Linked DNA regions of Homo sapiens: regions 1 and 2 are each linked to region 3. The links are chromatin loops, found by intact Hi-C in ENCODE. Cell type or tissue: heart right ventricle. All regions are shown on one strand.

Evidence for each region. Hi-C counts contacts between places; a loop is a spot of excess contacts. Peaks named below come from ENCODE experiments on the same cell type or tissue, not always from the same donor. Only the 100,000 strongest peaks of a DNase experiment are listed, where the experiment ranks them.
Region 1: it touches region 3 in a loop (2.9-fold over the local background); 20 of 110 quality-filtered maps call a loop at or near these places.
Region 2: it touches region 3 in a loop (2.5-fold over the local background); 12 of 110 quality-filtered maps call a loop at or near these places.

Annotation. Positions count from the first base shown.
Region 1 is chr18:56,559,757-56,567,756 of GRCh38, forward strand. No RefSeq gene overlaps it. Among named protein-coding and RNA genes, the nearest start is that of TXNL1, 75 kb to the right of the region's middle. RefSeq lists an enhancer at 3,576-4,077. In heart right ventricle, a CTCF peak has its summit at 4,056 (motif pointing left); no DNase peak of the experiment used is centred here; H3K27ac peaks cover 1,400 bases.
Region 2 is chr18:55,339,676-55,347,675 of GRCh38, forward strand. All of the region lies in intron 8 of TCF4 (transcription factor 4), which reads right to left. Among named protein-coding and RNA genes, the nearest start is that of TCF4-AS1, 110 kb to the right of the region's middle. In heart right ventricle, a CTCF peak has its summit at 3,969; no DNase peak of the experiment used is centred here; H3K4me3 peaks cover 138 bases; H3K27ac peaks cover 5,352 bases.
Region 3 is chr18:55,857,701-55,865,700 of GRCh38, forward strand. LOC107985183 (a long non-coding RNA gene) reads right to left here and starts at 3,189. Exons shown (of 3, transcript XR_001753452.2): 1 at 2,930-3,189; 2 at 2,308-2,343. LOC105372131 (a long non-coding RNA gene) reads left to right here and starts at 5,286. Exons shown (of 3, transcript XR_002958213.2): 1 at 5,286-5,613; 2 at 7,884-8,000. RefSeq lists an enhancer at 388-887. In heart right ventricle, a CTCF peak has its summit at 3,745 (motif pointing left); a DNase peak (open chromatin) is centred at 6,261; H3K4me3 peaks cover 913 bases; H3K27ac peaks cover 3,056 bases.

The DNA of each region.
Region 1 (8,000 bases), 700 kb after region 3:
GTATGGGTGTCTCTTTGTTTCTGTCCTTCTCCCACCTGCAGCCTCTGTATTCGGTATTTGACTACTAGACTCCTTCTCAGCATGGCAGGAAGGAGGAAAAGAAAGAAATTGAAAACCACATTGATCAGTGTTGCTTCTCGTCGGCAGTTGTGAGAAAACATTTTAGAGGAAAAAAAGAAGCTGAAAGCTGTAAATATGTAAGGATTTGCAGATGGTTGAAGAATTTCATTACCTATGCTGTGTTCTTGACCCTATCAGCCCAATCTTGCAGAACAGTAACAGAGACATCAAGATTCATGTCCTCCAACATAAGTGGAGTTTGCTAGATGTGTGTTGGTTTAATGCCACTTCTTTAAGGCAGCCTATAAGACAGTTCTGGAAAATGGCAGGTATTTGAAAACATATGAACAGTCTAGAATGTTTGTGGATCCGAGGCACAATGGAGTGAAATGATTTAAACTAGGAATTCTACAGATGTTCTCCTGGCTGGTAACTAGACTCAATTCCAGGTCTGTGGATTTGTCAATCATTCATCTATTCTGCCCCATCATTTTTTATCAAGCAAGGACATTGTGCCAGGCAGCATGCTGGTGCCACACCATGCTTTCTGTACCCATCTAGTCAGAGTCATACCTCACCCGCTAGAGAAGAGCAGAGCAGCATGAAATGATGAGTCTTCCTCTAAATGCAAGCAGGGGCAGGTGACTCTGTTTGCCAAAGCCAAAACGTAAGACAAGAAAACTGGATGCCAGCATCTGGGATTCAAAAGGGCGTCTGGATTAGTGGAATGAGCGCTAACCTGAGAACAGCTCTTCACCACCAATTCACTGTAGCTTTGAGTAAGTTAGCTCACTTTTCTGCCTTAGCTTCTTCATGTGTAAAATCAGAAGGTTCCTTTTACATATTTCATTTTTACTGAATATTTACCTAGCGTGTACTAAGAACAAAGTTCTGTGTTAGTTGGTGACAGAGATTCTAGAAAATGTATGTGAAAGCACTCAGAAGAGTATACAAAGGAACTATCATTATTGTTAACTATTTTGACAGTTAATGTTTCCAGAATGTTCTATGGAATCTGAAGACATTAGGAATAGACTACAGGAAATGGCAGGGAGAAACGTATTACCTGATCAGAGAATCGGGAAAAAACATGGGGAATTTTACTGGTGATGAGCAGAGAAGACATGCTGGATAAGCCGTCTCAGTTCAGACACACAGATCAAAGAAACGGAGAAGAAGATAAAGTTCAGAGACTGGTAAAGGGAAGAAAAAGAGAACCTCAGTTCTCTTTCAACAAAAGAGCTTCAGGCAGTTCAACACGGCCCTGCAATTTCATAAAACCTGCTTAGAGCTGTGGAACTTGAGTTATCAAATAGTCCAACGCCTTACTTACTAGGTGAGGAAACTGAGGACCAGAAAGAGGAAGTGCTGCCCCAGGGGATCAGTGGCAGAGCCCAGCCTAGGAGTCAATCACATTTCCTGACTCACAGGCATCTTCTCCCTAGCCTGCAATAAAAGCTTTTGGAGAGTTGATTATCATTCTATTATACATTGCTGAGCTAGGATCATTGCCTAACCCAAGGAGGCAGTTATCTTTAAGTTTAAGAGAGAGAAGAAATTCTAAAAACTATGAGCACAGCCACACAAATCATACAGGAGAGGACTACAGAAAATTTGAAATCATTGAGGCCTCTAAAAAAATCACTCAGATGAAAAACAGGAGGTTAATAGGAAGCTTTTTGGCAGCAGGAAAGAAAAACTGGTATTCTTTCTGCTTATATGTCACTGTTGCAATTTAAAAAAAAAAATTAAGATGATGCTAAAAGGCTGGAATTTGGATTTTCTAATCATCCATCAATTATTCATAATGCACCTTGAGTAAATTCTGGTAACAAAAATAGAAACTGGAGAAAGAGGGAAGATGCTCAAATGCTCCAAGGTAAACTGAAAGACAACTCCAGTACCATTGTGAAAATGAGGTGATGGCATGCCAGCCTTGGTAATCACTCTCCCGCCCTCCTGACTGCTGGCCTGATTAGTAGAAAGAGGGCAGACCCTTGCCCTCTTCTTTGAGCATCCCAGGAAGGGCTGTCAGGTCCACAGGGTTCTCCTGTGAGAGGGAGCTCAGGGCATGGGCCCTCATGTCCACATCCCATCTCTGCCATTTCAGCTGCGTGACTTTAGGCAAATGTCCCTGGTTTGATCAACTGTGGAATGAGGGTAATAAATGTTCCTGCCTCATACACTTATGATGAGGATTTTTTCAGTTAATATGCACGAGGCACTTAGAATAGGGCATGGCACACAGAAAGTTAACCGGCCGGGCACAGTGGTTCACACCTGTAATCCCAGCACTTTGGGAGGCAAATTATGAGGTCAGGAGTTTGAGACCAGCCTGGCCAACACGGTGAAACCCCGTCTCTACTAAATATACAAAAATTAGCCGGGCATGATGGTACGTACCTGTAATCCCAGCTACTCCAGAGGCTGAGGCAGGAGAATCGCTTGAACCCGGGAGGCAGAGGTTGCAGTGAGCCAAGATTGCACCACTGCACTGTAGCCTGGGTGACAGAGCGAGATTCCTTCTCAAAAAAAAAAAAAAAAAAAAAAAGAAGTTAACCAATGGTAGCTATGATTATTGGCTATTGCCCAGTTCTTAGCATTTCCTCTCCACAAAATAACCAGTTACACTTCTGAAATTGGACTTTAATTATATTACACAATAAGGATATGTCCCTAGCTAAATTGTACTTAGCAGTGAAATTGATCATAGACAATGAATTACAGGATTTTCTACATAAAATTATCTACAGTATTTATGGGTTGAATTGTGAGTCCCGATTTCTCTCAGCATAAAGGAGTGGCTCATCTCACACCATTCCTCCCAGCATGCATGGCTCGTCCTCCCCCTGCAGTCACTCAGCCGGCTGCTGGGGATGTCTTCGTCATTAAGGCTCTGTGCTCTGGGAGGAACTAACACAAAACTCTCAATTCCCGATCACCAGGACCAATTGCCTTTCCTGTAAATGCTTGCAGCCTCACACTTGCTGCTTTCTACTGCTATACCCTCTTCTCATGCTGCTGCTGTAGCCACCCAACAACCTTCTCAGAAAACAGTAGATTATTTCCAAGGCTCTCAATCCCGCTGGCTCCTCCCAGGGAAGAGAAGCTTGGAGGGAGAGAGGTTTCATAGATTCCCCCTAGACTGCAAGGTTTTGTGAGATGGGTAAGAGTACGGACCCACTCCACATAATGCCCCGGGCAGAATCCCAGGGAGAAAAGGCTTTGTGGTGCACCCGGGGACACAGGGACCAACAGGACCAGCCTGGGAGCCCCAGCTCCTGAGACCCCCCAGACCTGGGCTCAGAGGGAAAATCTAGTGAAACTGCCTCAACTCGAGGGACCGGGAGGACAAAGCTGGGAAGGCCTTTCCCTACGTGTTTATACCGCATTCCAGCCACCTTGGACTCCAATGTCTGGGATCATTTGTCCGTGTTGAGTACAGGGTCCTAGGATTCAGCAAGAAAGGAACAATCCTTGCCCTCCTGGAGCTTACAATCTAGTCTGGGGTAGAGACGAGTGAGCAGACAATTACAGTAAGTCCTAAGGGTGGCGGAGACTAAAGGACTCAGGGAAGTCTCTCAGAAGGAGATGGTTGCTAAGCTGAGATTGAAAACAATAAACGGAGTTTCTGTTCATCTCTTGCATAGCCCCTCCCCCTTGCATGATATTTGGGCAGAAAAGAGTTGGCAGGGGACAGTACCACCAAGAGGAAATTTTGCCATGGGAAGGGGGCCTGCGGACATTCCCCTATCCCTTCACTGTTCAATTGCTTTTCCTTCCCCTCCTAAAAGCTAAGCAGTGGAATCTTACAGGCTAAAACCAGAGACTGCACACAGTGCTTATTTCTAACCCTTGACTATCCGCTACCCGCTACCCGTGGATTAGAGAAGCAGGGTAACTTGACACCAGGCAATTTGACCCCGTTGGGAACACCCACAGATCAGGCCCAGTTCCCCTGCTGGCCGCCATGTGGCTGCCTGTGCCCCTTGCAGCCAGTCAGCCCCCTGGTGGCCCTCACCAGACTGTCCCACACCCCTGACACGGGGCTGCAGATGTTGCCGTTCTATTTTAGACCACAGCACAAGGAGGTGGAGGGGACAAATGTGCCTCACACCTCATGCATAGTACCAGGACCTTGGCTGCCTCTGCTCCTTGTTTCAGGACTTGGGGTGGAGTCCTTGAAACACTTCACACAGCACTTTACACTCTATAAGGCATGGGTGGCTCTTGCCATCTACCAAAATGAAAAGCCAGCAGCATTGAGGCCTTGAAGTGAACTGCCACAGATCACACCACCAGTAAGAGACAATCTGGACTTGCACACAGTTCTCTCTGGCTTTGGCCCACTGTAGTGATCCATTTTAAAGGAAGAAACTTTAGGCTGGGCACAGTGGCTCACGCCTATAATCCCAACACTTTGAAAGGCCGAGGCAGGAGGATCACTTGAGGCCAGGAGTTGGAGACCAGTCTGAGGAAAACAGTGAGACCTTGTCTCTACAAAAAAATTACAAAACTTAGCTGGGCATGGTGGCACGCACCTGTAGTCTCAGCTACTTGGGAGGCTGAGGCGGGAGGATCCCTTGAGCACAGGAGTTTGAGGCTGCAGTGAACTATGATCATGCCACAGCACTCCATCAAGGGTGACAGAGCAAGACCCTGACTCAAGAAACAGAGAGACTTAAGAATTATCAACTCATGAAACAACTACTCCTACTTCTGGTTTTATAGTTCAGTTCCAAAAACAGTATATTATATTTCCCTCTATACTTTCATCTAATATAGTTCAAATTTGAAAGTACCAGTTTTACTGGACCACTTAGTTGAAATACATGACCCAAGAAACCAAATACTCTTACCAATTACAAATGTGTTTTTACATATTAACTGCCACTTTGGGTCTGTAATCAATTCAGAGCTTGTTAGATAAACAAAAAGTCATCTCCTTTGTTTGAGGTTTATGTGTAAGTTAATAAACGTATTATTCATTTCCAGCGCTGTCAGCATTTGGTCTTTAGCTCTGATGTATATTAAAAACAACTGCATGAATGGTACGTGTGTGTAAGAACATATACAGCTCATATATTCATTACAGAGATACATGCAAAAGCACAGAGCATATTTTTAAATCCTGGGATCAATATAGTACCATATTCTTAAGTAGCTGTTGAGATGAAACACACATACCCTAAAATTTGTACAGCTTCTCAGTAGGAGAAAGCTCCAGAAACAGCATGAAAAGTCACACCAGCTGCTGAAGAGGAAGCTGCCTGGGCCTTGAAACACGCTGCAACTGGACTAATGTCTTCCGATATTATGTCATTAATAAAAATCTATCATCTCAAACTTACGCATCTGAGTCTCATTTTTTAAATGTGCTCTTTATTTTTGTCCTCAGACTACCCTGCAGCTCCTAGATCTTGTTTCGTTCTGGGTGGAAAGGAGAGAAGAGGTGGGTCACTCCCCGGCTAGCCCACAGTCCTGGAACTCTTAGCCATTTTGTCTGGTGATGAATGCAGGCCTGAGAAATATCTAAGGAAAAAACTGCGGTGATCCAGATCATAATATATGATAACAGTTTGTAGGTTTAAAAAAATGCAAAGAAACAGAAAAGCCAAAAAAATCTAATCAGACCTGGTTTTGATGTGTGCAGTTTACTTTTATTTTATTGGCAGTTAAAACTCGTCTTGTATTTGGAAACATTTTGAAATTTGTCCCTGTAATGTTTTCAATTAGAAGCTTTCTTGCATGTGATGCATCAAGGGAAAAACAACACTTAGAGTTAGAACTAAGGTACTCCCAGAGACAAATATGATTAATGGGATAATCTTGTAGATTACAATAGTTAGAGGCAGTTCCTGCCATTCCCTGCTCTCCAAGGACTGGGACTACTCACTCCAGTACAAACAGCTGCACATTCCTCAATACCATTATTATCCAACGCAAGGCCACATTCAGCATGTTAAAATTCCTATAATATCCACATTTGGCAATTTCCTATTGTGCAACTTCAGTTTCAGAAGTTAAAGCTTCAAGTTCCATGTGATTACTTGATAGAGTTTACAAATGGAATTGATTTTCTCAAGCGCCATTAAAGGTTGCTCTGTGAGAAACCAAACAAAGACTGCCCCAACAAGCAAAACAGCTTTTATGTGGCACATTGAAAATATAAAGGGCAGTCCTGTCATCTACCAGTCAGTCCCCCAGAGTCCCCCCTGAGGGGCAGGTGAACGTTTTTATTCCTGTTTTACAGGGAAGAAACAATCACAGAGAAGTTAAGAGACTTGTGCGGGGCTTGGCTGAACTGATGGTGGAGAAAGGATTAAGAAAGCCAGACTCCCTGTCTCTGGCTCCCATGTTCAATCCACCAGGAAAGCCAGCTGCTTCTAAGACAATTGCTCAGCTCCACCACAAGGAAAATATAAATTCCCCTCTATCTCCACAAACGATGCAAGCTATAGTGGTAGTGGGCAAAATCTGATTGTAACCTTTTTCTTTTTTCTTTCTATGGTAGAGATAAAGAAAGCCTTTGGAGAGGCCAGGAGCCTTGGCTCATGCCTGTAATCCCAGCACTTTGAGAGGCTGAGGCTGGTGGATCACCTGAGGTCAGCAGTTCGAGACCAGCCTGGACAACATGGTGTAACCCCGTTTCTACTAAAAACACAAACATTAGCTGGGCTATGCACCTGTAATCCCAGCTACTCGGGAGGCTGAGGCAGGAGAATTACTTGAACCCAGGAGGCGGAGCTTGCAGTGAGCCAAGATCATACCACTGCACTCCAGCCTGGGTGACAGAGCGAGACCCCATCTCAAAAAAAAAAAAAAAAAAAACGGCCTTTAAAGAACCCCTAGTAAATTATTTCTGGGCAACAAAATTCCCTTTTAGATGTGTCCCACTCAATTTCCCAAATTAGCTTCTTTTCTTCCTTAACATTTTGGGGATACACTGACTAATCTACACTTTCTCAACTCTAAGCAGACTCCTCCTTGATTAATATGTTGGATCCTTCAATATTTTTTCTATTTGCCCAGAAGTTTTTAGCCTCCTGACATTCGTCTGCAAATTGGCTCCAACGACAAGACATAAAGCTGGCTCTAAGGAAAACTGTAACCCAAAGGAACTTTTTCCTCTGTACCTTGCTTCCTCCTGGTGGCACCATTTTCCACCAAAAGCTGGAGAGAATCCTCCCAAGAAAATCAGCATTTTAGGTCAGTTTTTCTAGTAAAGCCAGCAAAATACAAAACTGTTCATATTAAGATATAAATAGCTGATGCCAGCTTAAAGTGCTCCTAGGCATTTGCATATTGCAAGACCCAAAGCTTGAAACTGTGGAGAAGCTCTGGTGTGTAACAGGTGGAGGGAGACCTCGTACTCCCTGAAATCATCCCATATGCCAGGGGCTCCTAAACTTTAGAGTGTATTAGCATCACCTGGAGGGCTCCTTAAAGCACAGATTGCTGGTCCCACCCTTAGAGTTTCTGATTCAATAGGTGTGGGATGAGGCCCAAGAATTTGCATATTTAACCAACTCCCAAGTGATGCCACTGATTGGTGGGTCACGCTTTGAGCAGTGCTGATTTCAATACTGCATGTTCCATGGACACAGGAAGACAGTCCCAGCAAGAACTGTTCACAATGCCCAGAATCAAATAAAGCCATAGCCCCAACCTGGGGGCAGGGCATGGCATGGGGGATGACCTAAGAGAACCTGAGTGGGTAGAATGGAGATTTTGGCTAAGTGGCCTTGCTTTGCAATTCTTTCTGACCCAGGCCAACCAGGAAAAGAGACCCTTGAGCTTGGGGCACTTTATCAAGGACACCTTTTCAGAGTGTTTAGATTTGAGGATGGCTAACCAGCACTCTAATTGACCTCAGCTGTCACATTGGTACACAAAGATGTTGCTCAGTACCCAGGGACCCACCATCGGGGGTTTATAGA
Region 2 (8,000 bases), 520 kb before region 3:
CCTCCCCCCTCCCTACTTTCAGCAGATGTTTTTTTCTTTAAATGCAAGAAGAGTTAACTAAATCAGCCTTTATATATAAAAAAAAGTGTTTTAAGTTTCTCATAGCCGATGATCAAAAATACCTTTTCTTTTGTGAATTCAACAGGGGCACTGAGAAAAGATACATTATAATGCGTCAAAGGCTACAATCTAGCCATTCTTTGACTTTACCTTAAAACATCTGTACAAATATTCCTGCTCAGTGTAAGAAATCTACCTAAGCAGTCCTAAACAAACTGAACTCTGTTTACTTTATAAAAGAAACAGACTGCCACACAGGTCTACCTAGTCCACACATCTTCATCTTGCCAGGCAAAGCTAATATCTTAGGCCTAACCTTCAGTTTTGCGGGGGGATCTATAGCCAGCCCCACCAAGGGGCTGTGCATCACTTGGGCAGACCCGTTCCCGGCCTATTAGAGAATACCACTGACACAAAACAAAAGAAAAAGCACGTATCTCCTTATCACTTAGAGGCAAGGCTGATTTAGGCATAAACAAATTATTGGCCAAGGGAACCACAGTATAAGCAGCTCCGGGCATCACAGCCGATGTACCAGTTCAAAAGAGAGAAGATAAAGTATTTCCAACACAAACTTTGCAGACCACTAGGTCTAATGATTAAAAGGGCTGACTACGTGTCTTGGTTTGATAGAGATGGGTTTGCAGAGCCTGGGAAACACAGGGAGACCCTGTCTCTACCAAAAAAAAAGAAAAAAATTAGCCAGGTGTGGTGGTTGTGAACCTGTGTACCCAGCTACTCAGGAGCCTGAGGTGGGAGGACCGCTTGAGCCTGGGAGTTTGAGACTGCAGTGAACTATGATTGCACCACTGTACTCCAACCTAGGTGACAGAGCAAGACCCCATCTCAAAAAAAAAAAAAAAAAAAAGCAATATTACATAATTTCAGAAAAAGCAAGTGACCTCTGTTAGGTAAAATTCTTTTGAACATAGCTGAGACCCTGGTCTTAGTTTCTATTCTACTGCTAACTACTCCTAAGTAGGCTGCCATGTTAGATTTGTTTCTCAAATGCCAAATGAAAGGTAGTTACCTTGTTACTGATAATAGCATGACAGTGCTTTTTATTATGTGTAACAATAGTATGTAACATTCAAGGATATTACATAAATGCATTCAAACCCCAATGAGTACTTATTTTACAAATAACTGTGTAGCTAGGAAGTGACATAGCCCCCTAAAAACCCAGTTGATCAGATTTCATACTCTAACCACTATATTATACTGTCTTTGTTTACACAGATGCTCCCCTGGACTGCCTGGCATACTGATTTGCTTGGGCAAAAGTTATAGGACATGACTATACAGAGATACTGATGATCACTCTACAGTGAAATGAAATTTCTGAATATTAATTTATTGTAGATAGTCAAATACTTGCTAACTTAATGACAACCTTGCTGTAGAGAGCTTTTTGGTCTACAGAGTGTCTGAAACGCTAGGCAGCATAGACAGCACTATGGTTAAGAACACAGAAACTTTAGAGACAGGCTGCCCAGGTCTCACTCCCAGCTCTGCCACTTACTATGTGTGACCGCAGACATGTTTCTTCACCTCTCTGTGTCTCATTTTTAAGTCTCTTGAATAAACAGTAGTACCCATCTCACAGGATTTTTATAGGAATAAATGATTCAATAGATGCAAATGATGTAATAGTGTACCACTTAGAACATGGAATAAGTACTCTGGCATGGAATAAGTACTTTGATAAAGGTTTGTTATCAGTATATTGACACCACCTTATTATGCAGGCACTATTTTATACCTGCTTTGTAGACAGAGAAGCAGGTTTGTGACCTAACCAAGGCCACTGGGTGTGTAAGTAGAGGCTGTCAGACGTTATACTTGAAAGGTCTTTTTATGTCTAGTGCAGTGTTTTTTCTACCTTGCTACACCACTTTTACTACTATATTCATTCACTGGAAATATATTTCAGAGTAATACGCATAAGTAAAGCAGTGAGTCTGGTTTCTATAGGACAAAAAAAAATGTATCTAAAACATATCCCTCACTCTCGTAAAGGTGGTGACAAGTGAGTAAGGGCAATCAGCTTAAGGGACAAAAGTCCATGTGTTACACTTTGTGGGTTATTTTATTTTTCAAATGCATGACTTTCTCAAAAGGCTACACGGTATACTCTTTAAAATGCTAAGGTTATTCCTACAAATTGTGACGCAAGTGACACAAGACTGCAAATTTCATTAAACGTGAAGAATCTCAGTTGAAAAGCTCCACGATTTAAATAAGAATACATAGAAGAAAAAGACATGTTCCATGTTACATGGTGTGTCTAGTTTTTAGCTGCAATGAAAAATACTCTTTGAATAAGTATAAACGGAGAAAGGAATGAATGAATAAATGAACATGCTTTTTTCCCCTTCTACCTGGGCACTCCCAGCTTGTTACTGTCGGGTTTCACTTACATCAATATTGGGTGAAGTTACTGATATATTTACTAAAGGGAAAATGAAATAGCATTTATTTGTAAAATAATTACTGACTGCAGTTTGAATTTTGTAATCCCAACTGTATCTGTTAATAATAAATATTTTTAATTCCATTTTCTTTGCTGTTATCAATTAAGCCACAGATTATATGTGCCAATGTCTTATACACCTCTAAAAATAAAATTCATATTAAGATACATGAGGGACCCCAAGGTTCTGGCAATGCAATTTCACTCCTGAATCATATGCCTGAGTATTAAATGGCAGAATTTCGAATTTATTTTATGTAACAATACTTTCAAATAGTACAATAGATACAGAACTGTGCTTTTCTACTTGACCAAATCGTTTAAAAAATTTAAACTAACTCAACAAGTCTAAATAATCAGGCCATAAACATTCTCCTAATAAATTTCAGCTTTAGTAGTAACGCAAAATGAGCTAAACACTGCTGCCTCCTTAGACAATTTTTTTCTTATCCTTTAACGTCTTGAGTTATTAAACTTTCTTAAGCTAGAGCTCCAGTTTTTATACTCCACTTGTTATTAAATTATTTTGTACTTCAAGTTCGTTTCATAAAAAGCAAGCCAGAAAATATTATTGTACTGTGTTAATGTACCTGAGCACCTGTGAAACAACCCAATTCTCCAAACAGGGTTACTTGAAAACATTAATGCTAAGAATCTGCCACCTACTTGAAACTGCTTTCTCATAGCAGCTAATGATATAATGATATACTGTGCCAATCGGTAGAATGAAAGACATTACAATATTATTATAAGCGTAATTCAGGAGGCATATTTAGAATGATATGGGCCATGGAGGGAGGAGGCTCCTGTAGACACTTAGGTATTCTTTCTCAGATGCCATCAAAATAATTGTTCCAAAGTAGCATTTTCCTAAAATCCCTAATGGTAACAGTGACACTTTTTGTATGTGTATGTGACGAATGACACCAGTTTTCATGATTAAATGTACTTGCAAAGGTCATTTTTATGAGAAAATATAAGTCTTTCTAATATGGCTCCATGTTTCACAAAGGAAATGCCCTTTAATCACTGCCAACATATGGCAACACACTGAGAAATTTTCTTTACAGTTTGCTATGAAGAGAGCTTCACTACGAAATGTTCCTATTTCCTGCTCTACGGAATAATCAAAATAAATTTAGTGAAATTTAACACACACACAGTTCCTCTTCTTATTACTCTGGAAGTAAGCACTTATATATCAAGTTTCATCCCTAGTGGCTTATTTATGATTAATTCCTCAGATGACAAAGTCAGACAAGAGACAAGAGTGGGTGTCACTAAACCACTTAAGTAGAATTCTTAAAATGTTCCTTTCAAAATACAACTTGCACATTCTTTCAGAAGTGAAATCTATCCATCTCACCAAATCATAAAGCATCTTTATTTTCAACCCTGAAATTTTACAAAATGCAGAAACTTCTGCACTACCTTAACTTCTCTGAAGAGGGAGTATATGCTCAAGTAAAGCATCAAACTCCTCAAATAGCTCTACACCTATGCAGCAGCTGCAACTTAAAAAAGAATCACTCACATGCTGCTGTTTCCAGATAAAATAATTAAGTATTTAAAACTATAAGTTTTGCACCACATTGTATAAAAGCTCCTATTCCTTTAAAAGAAGCACACTCATACACATGGGTGCACACACACACGCGTGCACACACACATCCGGGGATAGTAGAAATTGATCAAGGCTGAAAATCCTGTGCTATTGCTTTGAGGTGCAATTTTATGTTCAGTTTAATAATCCAGTGCAGTTATGTAAAAAATCAAACAAAAGCCAAGACAAAGCAAGTGTCTGTCAACAGCCTGACAAGTATGGATTCTGCCTTAAGAAAATACAACTTTGACAATTCTTGAAGAGACTCCTTATTCTTTTAGGATTACTGCCACATCTTCTAAGAGAATCTTATTTAGCCCTCCAATTCCTGATTCATTACTTTCAATGAAAACCTTTAGAATTATTCAAAACCAAGAAAACATAGAAAATGCAGAAATTGTCAGTGATCTGGAAAAAAGGAGAACATTTTGCTATGTTAGCAAATAAAACTATTTCAATCAATTAAATTTTAAAAGTTAAAAAATGGTATTCAATCAAATTATCAAGGCATTTATCTACATTATTTCGTAAATATAAATTCACAGTTAAGCTGGATGCCATAGAAAAAGGTTTTATTTTCAAAATACATGCAAGCCCTGTTATAATTCTCTCTGGGTAAAGCAGCCCTGCAGTGGTTTCCTACACTTCTCAGTAATTTAAACCACTCTCGAGTCCAAAACTTCACACCAAAATATACTCTTCAGTGAAAATGATAAAGTTCAAAATAGCAGTTCCCAGAAATGTATTTCTCTTTTCTCAACAAGTCCAGTTTTACACTAAATGCTATTATTGTTTATGTTAGCAGCTGCTAACATCTTAACGAAAGTCCTGATAAATCTTAGCATGCAAAATACTATTTTGAATACTTGATTAAAAATAAAAACACATTGGAGAGTAGGAAGATACATCAGGCACCACTCCTTAGAAGAGATCACTGAGTAGAAAAATGGGGTGCTGCTGGCCAGGAAGGCTTCTTTCTGGGGGAAGGAATGAACTGGTGGTGTTTTGTTTGAGTGTTTGGGGCATACAACCTTTTTGTTTGTAAAGATAAAGCAGGAATAGCTCAAAAATACACAAACCTTTCATCCACAGTTAACCTTCATGCTTGTCTTTTCCTTTATATTTCTTCTCTCTTTCTATCTAAAATATGCACACCAGAAGCCTTCTTTCTTAAAGGGTGCAGGATTGGGCTTCAAGGCAGAGAAGAGGAGGATAGTGGATGAAGGAGCTCATTATTCCAAAATTCCAAACAAAAATTCAGAAATCCTTGAGCAAACTTCTGGGATATTAGAATGCCTAATAGTATGTATGTTGAGTATGTGCAAGCCTCTTGTGTGCTTTCTGAAAAATTTTTAATGGAACAAAAGCCTCCAATCAAAACAAATATAAAGATTCTCCTATATTTTTTCATATATCAGCAATTCATAAAAATCATAAACTCTATAGTCTCAATGTGTAATAGAGAAGATAAGATTGGTTTTCACAAAAAAAAAAAAACGCACATGCTGAACTAGAAGTCTGGTTTAGCAAATTCAGCATTAACTGCACACACACAAAAATACTTTCTCTGTCATGAATATTTTCTCAGCTTTCACTGTTCCCCATTGTCATGTTATATATGCCGTGTAAATTGTGTGAATAGTTTTGTCCTATTTGAGATGACTTAATTGTGCCACTCTTAACCTCCTTCTTGCCTAAACATTAATAAGCACAATTTTAATATCCAAACCTCATATTCCAATATCTTTAATTAGAAAATGGGCACACTAAGTTTAAAAGTGAATACTGAGAGCTATCTTAATATTTTAAACACTTAACAATTATACTTCTTCACAAAGTATCTATCCCTGCAGGGATGAACCTTGAAGAGTTTCCTCCTTTTACGTCTTACCACACAATCGGCTACTTCCAGACTTTCCTAAAAAGGATAGAGCCCAGATGGCTGATATTTCGTTCACTTGTGATCGATATCATATTTCAATAAAACTTTCATCTTAAAGAAAATTGTATTATTACTTGTTAAAATTTGTTGACATGAAAAAGCATCGTTCTGATTTCCCTATGATCAATTTCAAAAGTGATGTAGGAAATTATATATTTCTGAGTTCAGTACTGATTTTTTAAATCATACATAATTTCCAGCCCACTAATAAGGAAAAAACAGTTTACCAATATCTCTTTTAAATTGTTTGTGATTTCTTCAAGCACCTGGGATAAAAGGGGTTTTCCCTAAATAGCTCAAGATATGGATTCAACATCATGTTTGAAATCTTCAAATAGGAAAGTTTTTATATAACACAAAATACATAGGACATTTAAGGCCATTAGCATTACTCATTTTTCTTGATACCCCTAATAATTGCTTCTGTAAAGGAAACTCTAATCCATACTTAAATATTTCATTTTATTTAAGAATTCTTTCCTTATGAAAATTGGTGAACCTAATATCTAATACACATTGTTTTTATTTTTCAAACCTACCTACTGATTAACTAATGTCACAAATATTCTTGAAGCGTCCAAACCTTATTTTAGAATCTTTATAGTAGTAGAAATTGTTTATCTTGGGATCCATGTGTCCCAAATTATCTCTGACCACTTAAAGTTTGCCAGGTCCTCCTGAGTTTTAAAACAAAACAGACACACAAAACCCCTCTGTACTTTAACGTAGAAAAAAGACTTTACTGAGAAGTACAGCTTTAGGAAAGATCACTGGAGATGAGAGGTCATAAACTATTTCTAAGGATAAAATATCCTATTTCCAGAAAAATCTGATGTTCAAGAGATTCCAACTGGGGTCATGGTGAGACCATCATTAAAGATGCAAATCGGATTACAAGTGGAGACAAATTCCACCAAAGTCTGAAGTAGAAAGTTTGTAGTTGTTAACAGTTTCTGATAAAACGTATATAATTTTGAAATATTTCAAATTCTAAGATAAAAGTTTTACATGTTTACATGTTGATGGGCAGAATAAAGTTTCCAAAAGATAATGCCTTTGCTTTGTTTCTGTGTTTGATGAAAGTATCTTAAAACAGCACAATATAAAATTTTTTGCTACTTTCTAGATTTTAGTACTTTCATGTTAATTTCTGTTAAGAATCATAAATCATTTTTTTCCAACTTTAATTTACTATAGTACATTTTTCTGTGTATGAATTCATGATTCAATGTGTATGATTATTAGGTTATATAAAACAAATTTGTTGAAATGAGCAGTAAAGTTGCAAAATATTGAGTTTAAGATGAAATATGGTTTGAAATGGAAAACCAAAATGTAGAAATCTAGCAAAACAAGATGTTCTCATGTAGATTCAAGAGCTTAGACATGCAAAATAAATTCTGACATCAACAAAAGACAACACTTTATTACTAAGGTCTTCGCAAAAAACGAGGGCTACGAGAAATTGGGACGTGACTAAAAAGAGCAACATACTAAAATACGAACCGAGAAGATAAAAATGTACTGCAGTAATAAGCAGAGCTCTCGTGGGCAATTAGATAGCTGTCTTTCACACAGGCTTTCCTTTAAAAAAAAAATCACCTTAGCAAGTACTGGTCTATGTGCACTAGAGGGACAGGCTTCCCCCCGACACGCTGTGCTTGTCCTGTAGACCCTGCCTGGTGGGTCTTCTGTTATCCCACCATCGTGTCATACTTCCACAGTGACGTGAGGTCTCTAGGTGCAGCACACAGTACAAACACACATTCGTGGATCCTGCCAGATCCATGGCATGATGTCTGGCCAGGCCTACGTTTTCTCTCTCCCACAGATGCTGCAGTGTTTTCAAAACAGGGCTAGGCAATCCCCTCTCTCTCCTGATTGCCTGGGAGGAAGACCCAGCCTAATGGCGGCAGAAGTCC
Region 3 (8,000 bases):
TAGGCTCAGTAAATAGAAAAACGATGGCAAACTGAAGCAGACATTTCTTTCTAACCCAAAGAGACTATAAAAACTCTTGAGATGTTTGGTTGTCACTATTTTTCCTCCTAAAAAAGATTTTTTCCTATGGTCCCAGTTTCTTTTTGTTAAGAATTTAAACTTTGAAATATGCTCGACCGTGGAGTAAAATCCCCTGAACGAGTCTCTCCAGCTGCTATCGATGATTTTGCAGCCATTCAGAGACGTCTCCTCCAGTCTTGAAAAACTGCCTAATTTGGGGTTGGGTCTTACGTGCCACCCCATTTTGTATTTTCAGTGTCACTTTTAACAGGCTTGAAGACCATGACATAGAACCGCAAACTGAGTGCTCAACATAATGCTGGTACTCTCTACGCACATAGTCTTTATCTTTTGTGGCATCAGGTACGTCTGCACAGCTGCCCAAGATGAGCAGGCAAGAGGCTAAACTAAGCGAGAGCTAATCCACCTGTCACACTGTTGCTGCAACTCTTCCAGCGTGTTTACAACACCGTGGTCACTTTGAAAGCCCTCAATACAGAAAGCCATTTGTTTCTTATAAATGCATGTTTAGATGTAGAAGAAAGTAGCACCTCTCTAAAAAAAAATCACCCAGCAGAATACCCTGTGTAGTCCTACCATGTAGGCAGACAGCTGCAGAAAAACAGAATATTTAAAATAAGGTAACAAAACAACAGTGCCCTGGGGACGTTCGCTCCTCCTTAAGTATGTAAAACAAAGCATCTTAAAGGCTTAGTTTTATAGACATAGAGTGTTATTGAATTCCCAAGGACACTGTTCTATGCATCGGATGTGGCATGGGTATATATTTTTTTCTTTGCGAACTTTCTTTATTGAAGGTTTGTGCGACGGTTCAGCGGAAATTATGCGGCATCTTGCCTCAAAGAGAGCTGCATTAATGTGCCAATGCCCTTTATTTAATGCACTTTAAAATTCTGACGCGCCTTTTAAAAAGTATGAGTTGTGTTGGGAAAGTCTAATCACCGTTCTGCATGAACGGAAATGTGCTATTTTTGTAAGGGTAGTGCTGGAGTCGGGTTTTAGCATAAGGGTGTCTCTATAGTACAGATGTCCGGAGACACTGGTTCGTTTTGATGCCCAAATCAACCAGCTAGAAATGTTACTTCTGCCGAAATTAGTCAGAGGAACTTCAGCTAATCATCATTTAAGCAATTTGGGACTGAAAACTCCTAAGACTGGAGGGAATATTTAGAATTAATTCCTCAGAAACTCAATCTTGAGGGCAAACTTTCTTTGCACTCTGAAGCATGCATCTACGCCGCAAGATTATACTGTGTGCTTGTAATGACTTCATACAGATTTTTTAGAAGTCTCTTGGGATACTGTAGTCTTGCTTTGCTAATCGAATCCATTTTCCTTTCGTTTCTATCACGCACCCATCCTTCTCTCTTTGGATCTCTTCTCATTCCAAACAGTGTGTCCTTTTAAAAAGTGTTTCATTAAGGTTGAAGTTCCAAGGACATCACTTTCTCTCTTTGAATAAAATGTGCCTTCTTTTTTGAATGCAAGCTGCCTGTGCCCTGACTGTATAATCAAAACAACGGGAAATACACCCAGTGCACGCAGGCAAAATTGGTGTGTGAGTGAGTCTCTTGGAAATATCTAGTAACAGGTGCAGTCAGATAGGCTGGCAAAACGGTCTGTTTTTATAACAATTACTAATAAGAAAATAAACGTTAGGTATGCATTATTAAAATATCTTGTGATTTTTTTCTACTGAAAAAATAAAAAAATGTAGTTACCAATTCCATAGCATTCAAACCCATAATAAAAAACATCTGACTCCATCTTTCCCAGTTTAAGCACTCCTCTGTTTATTTTAATGAAATTTGCATATAGATGTTTGTTTTTGTAGGAGGAAAATATGTACAGTTTTTACCCAAATCTTTGTAAAATCTGTGTTGTCTATCAAGACAGTAGGAGATTCTTCTATGTGTGGTTTTTGATGACTGTGCGATCATTTATTGCACACACTCTGTATCCTAAAGAAATTTCAATTGTAATAAGCTAGTAGGCATGCATACAGTTTCCCCTTTTCTAATAAAAAGAAAACAATTTGTCAATTTTTTGGAGTTTTAAAGATTTCTATGAATAAGGGTTCTGTACAGTTGTAGGAATGACTCAAATGCACTTTGGGAAGGAAAATTGCTTTGCAATTCTTTGAGTCTTCAAACACAGCCACTGTGTTAGGAACTTCTGATTGCTAATTTGCCTGCACGCAGTCTATATGGAAATCTGATCACTTACTGTTATCCGCTGTATTTGTGCCATTTTGCTTCGAACCTGAAAAGAGAAGGAAAAAGTTTCCTTTTATAACTAAGAGAAGAGCATATTATGTGTTAGAATCTAGGCACTTTTTTTTCTTAAACTTTGGATTTTTACATGTGAATTTAGTGTACCACTTTTGCTGCCATCACAAGCCAAAATGTCAGGTTTTGTCTAAAGAGGGGATAGGTGTGTTATGGAGATTTTTACAAGTTGAAGACAACAGAATTTTGGGGAGGGTGTAGAGTATAAGTACTTGAAATGTATCAGGAGATTGGGGCGGGAAGGAAGGAACAGGGAAAAGCACAGATGCAGGGGGTGAGGAGAAAATCCATATCGTTAAGTGAAAATGGTTAAGAGCCTTACATTCTAATGAATGCCTTGAATTAACAGCACGGAAATGTGAAGATGTATTTGCTGGAATGGAGTTCTAATTTGACACACTCTACAGGATTTCTAGAGATTAAGGTTTAGAAAACTTGAAAACGACATGGGTCCAGATATCATCAATGCTCTAAAATAGGAAAATGACCACAGGTGAGAGGAAACAATCAATTCTGATCCTACTTTGACAGAGAGAGAGAAAAAAAGACCAAACAATTACTTCAATTCTTGCTGTCCATAAAAGCTCTCATCACTCCCTGCATTACTCGCAAATGTTCGCATTCGATTTAAATTCTGAATCACTAGAGCTATGGTGAGCCAGCAGCATTAAGCAGGGGATGGGGAACAAAGTCCCTTTAGGCCAGTCACCTGTTAGGTTTGGGGTAAAACAGAAATTGAAAAATTACTTTCCTCTCAAAACATTAGAGTAGCTCCAAAGCATTGAGGACTAAAACTGTTGCAGAGTCGTGTGTGTGTGTGTGTGTGTGTGTGTGTGTTTGTGTGTGTGTGTGTGAGAGAGAGACCAATGAAACAGAGGACAGAGAGAGGAAAGAGAGGAAAAAGAGTTGTCAACATGAATGAAATTGAAGAAAGATTTCCCTAAAGAATATATATATATATATATATATATATATATATATGTATTCACATATTAAAGAACATATGTGAAACTATATAAATGGAACATAAGTATTTCCAGCCATGGAATTAAAAACACACACATATTGTGTGTATATGTGTATGTGTTTTTTAAAAATTTTTTGTTAGTAGTTTTTTTGGAAGGAAAAAGGAAACAAGTGCCATTTTACCAGCTATATCATCGTATTCACAACCACCAAGCTGAGGTATCCTGACTGAGCCAATTAGCCTCGTTTAGTTCTTCATTACCCCGCATTGCTCGACCTGCTTCTGTGCATAACAGGGTTAATCATAATGAAATGAAATGAAATCATTTGATTTTATTAATTTCGTATATAGTATGTCCTCCAGAATTCTTACCAATGCTAGGACATTAGGGAATACTGCTGTGTGCTAAATTTGCTCCCTCTGCTGGCTGTCTCTGAGGGAATGGCAAAACTACTGGCTCACACATACACAAGAACTATTGTTTGGGAAAACACACACACACACACACACACACACACACCACACCAATTTGTCCTCAGGGAAACAGTACCAGTGCATTGTGAGTTAGCTCTGTGCTCTTCTGACACTGACACCAGTAGCACAACCAGCGCAACATTTTCTTCCCGGAATGCCTTGGCCACTGAAGGAAAATAAAAAGTTGGGAGGGATTGGGAGAGAAGGGGAGGCTGGAGCAGGAGGTGAGGCTTGTTCTGTATCTAAGGCTTAGATAAGAACACTGCCCCTACCTCATCTCGGGAGCTTATTTCATCTTCATTCCTTGCTGATACCTGTCAAGTTCCCAAAGGAGGGTGGGAGAGCTTTATCCTACCAGTCTTTCCCACCATGAAAGCCATTTGATACCAATAAGTGCATCACGTTTGGTTCCATAGGACTAGCTGGACAGGAGACGGGTCATGGAATTAGTTAAAAAGCCAGTGCCCATATTAGAATTCCTAGATTCACGCAATGTAAGGTAGTTTATATAAAATATGTAGAGTTAAAAAGAACAAGAGTTAATTTTCCCAAATGAGTTAGAAAATTTGAAAAGAAATAGGGAAACGCCGTGATGTAGTTTTGAACCATGCATAACATTTCCTGTGAAAGGGCATTCTGTTTAGTAATGAAAGTAGTTAAATAGATGGTGTTCCAAGCATATTTTATTTTATATACCAACCTAGAAATTGGAAAAAATCATGCAACTGTAATAAGATTTCAACAAATGAATAGATCAGATTAACCTAACATAAAATGTGTTTTTTCTTGAAGTTAGGGAAAAACTGCCTTTCTCTCTGAGATACACAAAATTATTTCTTGCCCTTTGTGAAAAGATTGAGTTAAATCGTAGCCACAGACTTGGAACCACCAGGAAATTTTTCAAAAAGAAAAAAAAAGGAAGAAAGAAAGGAAGGTAAGGAAGGATGGAAGAAAAAATGCTATCTATCAATGTAAATTCTTTAATAAAGTTTCTTAATGTACTTGATCATATGACATTAAATTCCACTTTTCCCTCTTAATGACTTTCTTAGAGAAAAAAGAAAGCCACAATCAGAAAAGATAAAGAGAATAAAAGAAATGAGTCTATAAAAATCTGAATAAATGGGAATTTATACGTTATTTAATGTCAATCTGCTCCAATTTTTATGTTTGTTATCTGTACCCGCCTGCATACCTGGGATTGCATTGAATTGTTTTGGTATCGAAATATACTCTCTTGCCTTTGAAATTCATGCAGACCTTACTTGTCCTTCAAAAAGGAAAGCATCCTGTTTTGGTTAATGGGCTTTAAAAAAACAACAACAAAAGTAAATTGTGATAGCAATTAGGCTCCTCAGTGAGCATGCTCAGTGGGTTTCTCCTGGTTGCTAGGCAACCGGCTGAAGGTGTGTGGCAAAAGAGGGCCCCAAATGTGAAAACATAAGCACCTTTGGCATAGGTTTCATCCAGTCTAGAAAGCCATGTGCATTTACTTAATTAATTATGGGATGTCCTTGGGTGGGTTTCCTGCATTCCCTTTCCGCACTTGGGGGGAAAGGTGTGGGGGTAAGGAAGGATTACAGAGTGGAGGATCAAGCAGGATGGGTTCAAGAACCACAGTGAATCCTTCCAGAAACGGCGTCGTATCTAAATTGGGTTGCAGTTTTATAGTGTGTGTGTGACCATTTATCTTTCATTTCGGGAGTCGTAGTTAGCTCTTAACCACCAAGCTCGGGCGGCTCAGTATGTCACGGCACCGTCCTAATCCCACCCTGGATCAGCGTAACAGCGCACATCGGAAATGTAAGCTTCGCAAATAAATCCATTTTCACGTACTCGAGTCGTATAACAGAAAATTTCCAGTTAAACCACATTGTTAAATTAAAGGTTGCAGCCCATATTCAAAAGCCCATCCGCAAGCTCTGGGGTTCTGCTGAAGAGGCACTTACAGTAGTTCAGAGAACGATGCAGTGAAGTAAAAATGAATCAACTTTTAGAAACCACACAAAAAGCTTCGTCTTTGGTGAGTACAGTGCCATCTGCATCAGCACCTCTAAGTAGCAACCCCACCAAACACCTGGTTCGGTCCACAGTGACAGCTCACTGTCTCTCCAGTGGTAACAATTTAGAGGCAGGATGCTAAACAAGATATATACATGATGTCAAATATTGGCTGCACACATCTAAGCCAATCACTTCTAAATAAATTAACCATGGCACTGCCTAATACGATCCACCTGCTTTCTTCCTTGCGTTGTTCCAGACCCTACCTGAACCCCCCTTTGATTAAATGTCAAAAGCTTGCCTTGTGCCTGCAGATTTCACTGAAGGCGGATAACAGAAAGGTTCCTCCTGTGACTCCATAAAACTGAAATAAATTCCACTGGCATCTTGTAAATTTTTATTTTCTACAATGACTGCAGGCCCCATCTGCGGCCCAGCTGTTATTAGAACGGAAAGCGTTGGCCCTTCTGCATTACAAAACAGCATAGAACAGTAATTGCCAGTGGAAGAGATTAAGTGTAGACACTAAAAATGTTTACTCGCAATGAATATGCATAACGATGGGTAGGAAACAGCACTGGAAGATTAAAAAGAGAGAAGGGTTTGTTTACAAGGCTGGGAAAAAAAAAAGAGTGGAATGTCAGTTGGCCCCGAGCCTGAAATAGGAACGAAAAACCTTTGGGCAAGGCATTAGGGAGAAAAACAGATGGTTTGTGAACCTTTTATTAGATAGAAAAATCATTAATCAAGCCCAGGCTGGAAATGGCAGGGTTTTTGGTAGTTCATATTTTAGTTTATTTTTTCTTAAAGTGACAGTATACTTTTTTTTTTTTTTTTTTGGTCTTTTTGGGACAGTCATCTATGGATAATCTGTCAATAGGCACTGCATTTGTATGACATTCCACATTAAAGCCAGCTTCATTTTAAGGTAGTGTTAGTACTCATTTGTTCTACTGAGAAAATTCCTCCAAAGGGTTTCACATTTCGGCACCTGTTTTGCCCATATAGCAATTTAAAAAAAATTGCAGCATGAAATATTTTTTTTTCATTCATGTGCCATTCCTTTGCTTTGGGAACTTGGAGAAGAAAATGGAGAAGAGGAAACTTTTACATGTAAGGCTTTGCTCACTAGATTGATTCATAGCACTTCAAGAAAAATATGTAGTAACAATAATTACAAATAGATTCATCTCCTGAGAGGGAATCTATGCCATTTCATTGGAAAGAGTCATCAAGAGGTTGGAAGGGACCCATTTGAAACTATACTTCTTATAAAACTAATCTGTGCCCTTTGGACTCGAAGATGTTGAACTTTACATTTTTGTTAATAATGGTAGTGAAAATCTCAGGGAAAAGTATATCCTAGAGATTCATAAAATCCTGAAATTAATCATGCAAAGCCCCTTATTTGCTATTAGCCAGTCAACAAACCCCAGGAAAGAATGCCAGGGGCATTATTATTTAAATTAAATGCAAGTAACACTTTTATATCCACAGCGTGTATGTATACCTAAACATATACATTTATATGAACATACCTATACACACACGTGTGTGTGACTGTGTGTCTCTAAGTGTGTGTATGTGTGAGCTACTGACTTCAGGAGTGAGACAGCAGGGTGGAGGAATATCAGAATAAAATTGCCTACAGCCAGACTCAGGGTTAATCTTGATATGCAATCCTAAGGTTTTGCCGTGATTTGCCACGTGCTTGAAGCTGGTAACTCATTTCTACTTTGGGAAGCTACTCTCGATCTTAACGTGAAATGTTCATTTTCCTGCTTACTTTATTTAGTATTGGGATGGAAAATTGACCTCACCTGGGTTGTGACTCCTGGAGCTAAGCATTGTTGATATAGGACTTCCATGATTATGAAGTGGGGTGACTTCTTTTTAAGGAATTACAAAGTACTTGGAAAGAATCTCTTTCATGTTTTTACTCTTTCAGTCAGAAATATTTTTAAAATAACTTTATTCAATAGTAAATATCACCAATAATGCCAGTTATTCTTTGACAAAAAATGCTCCTAGATAATACATTGGTTTCCTTTTCTTATTTCTCATGACAGCAACTGTGGAAGTCAAGGCCAGAAATCACTCACTATATCATCTGATATTCCTCTGATCGTTATACCTATTCTCAGTGTTAAGGAAATGAGACCAGTTGAAACGTCCACATTAAAATA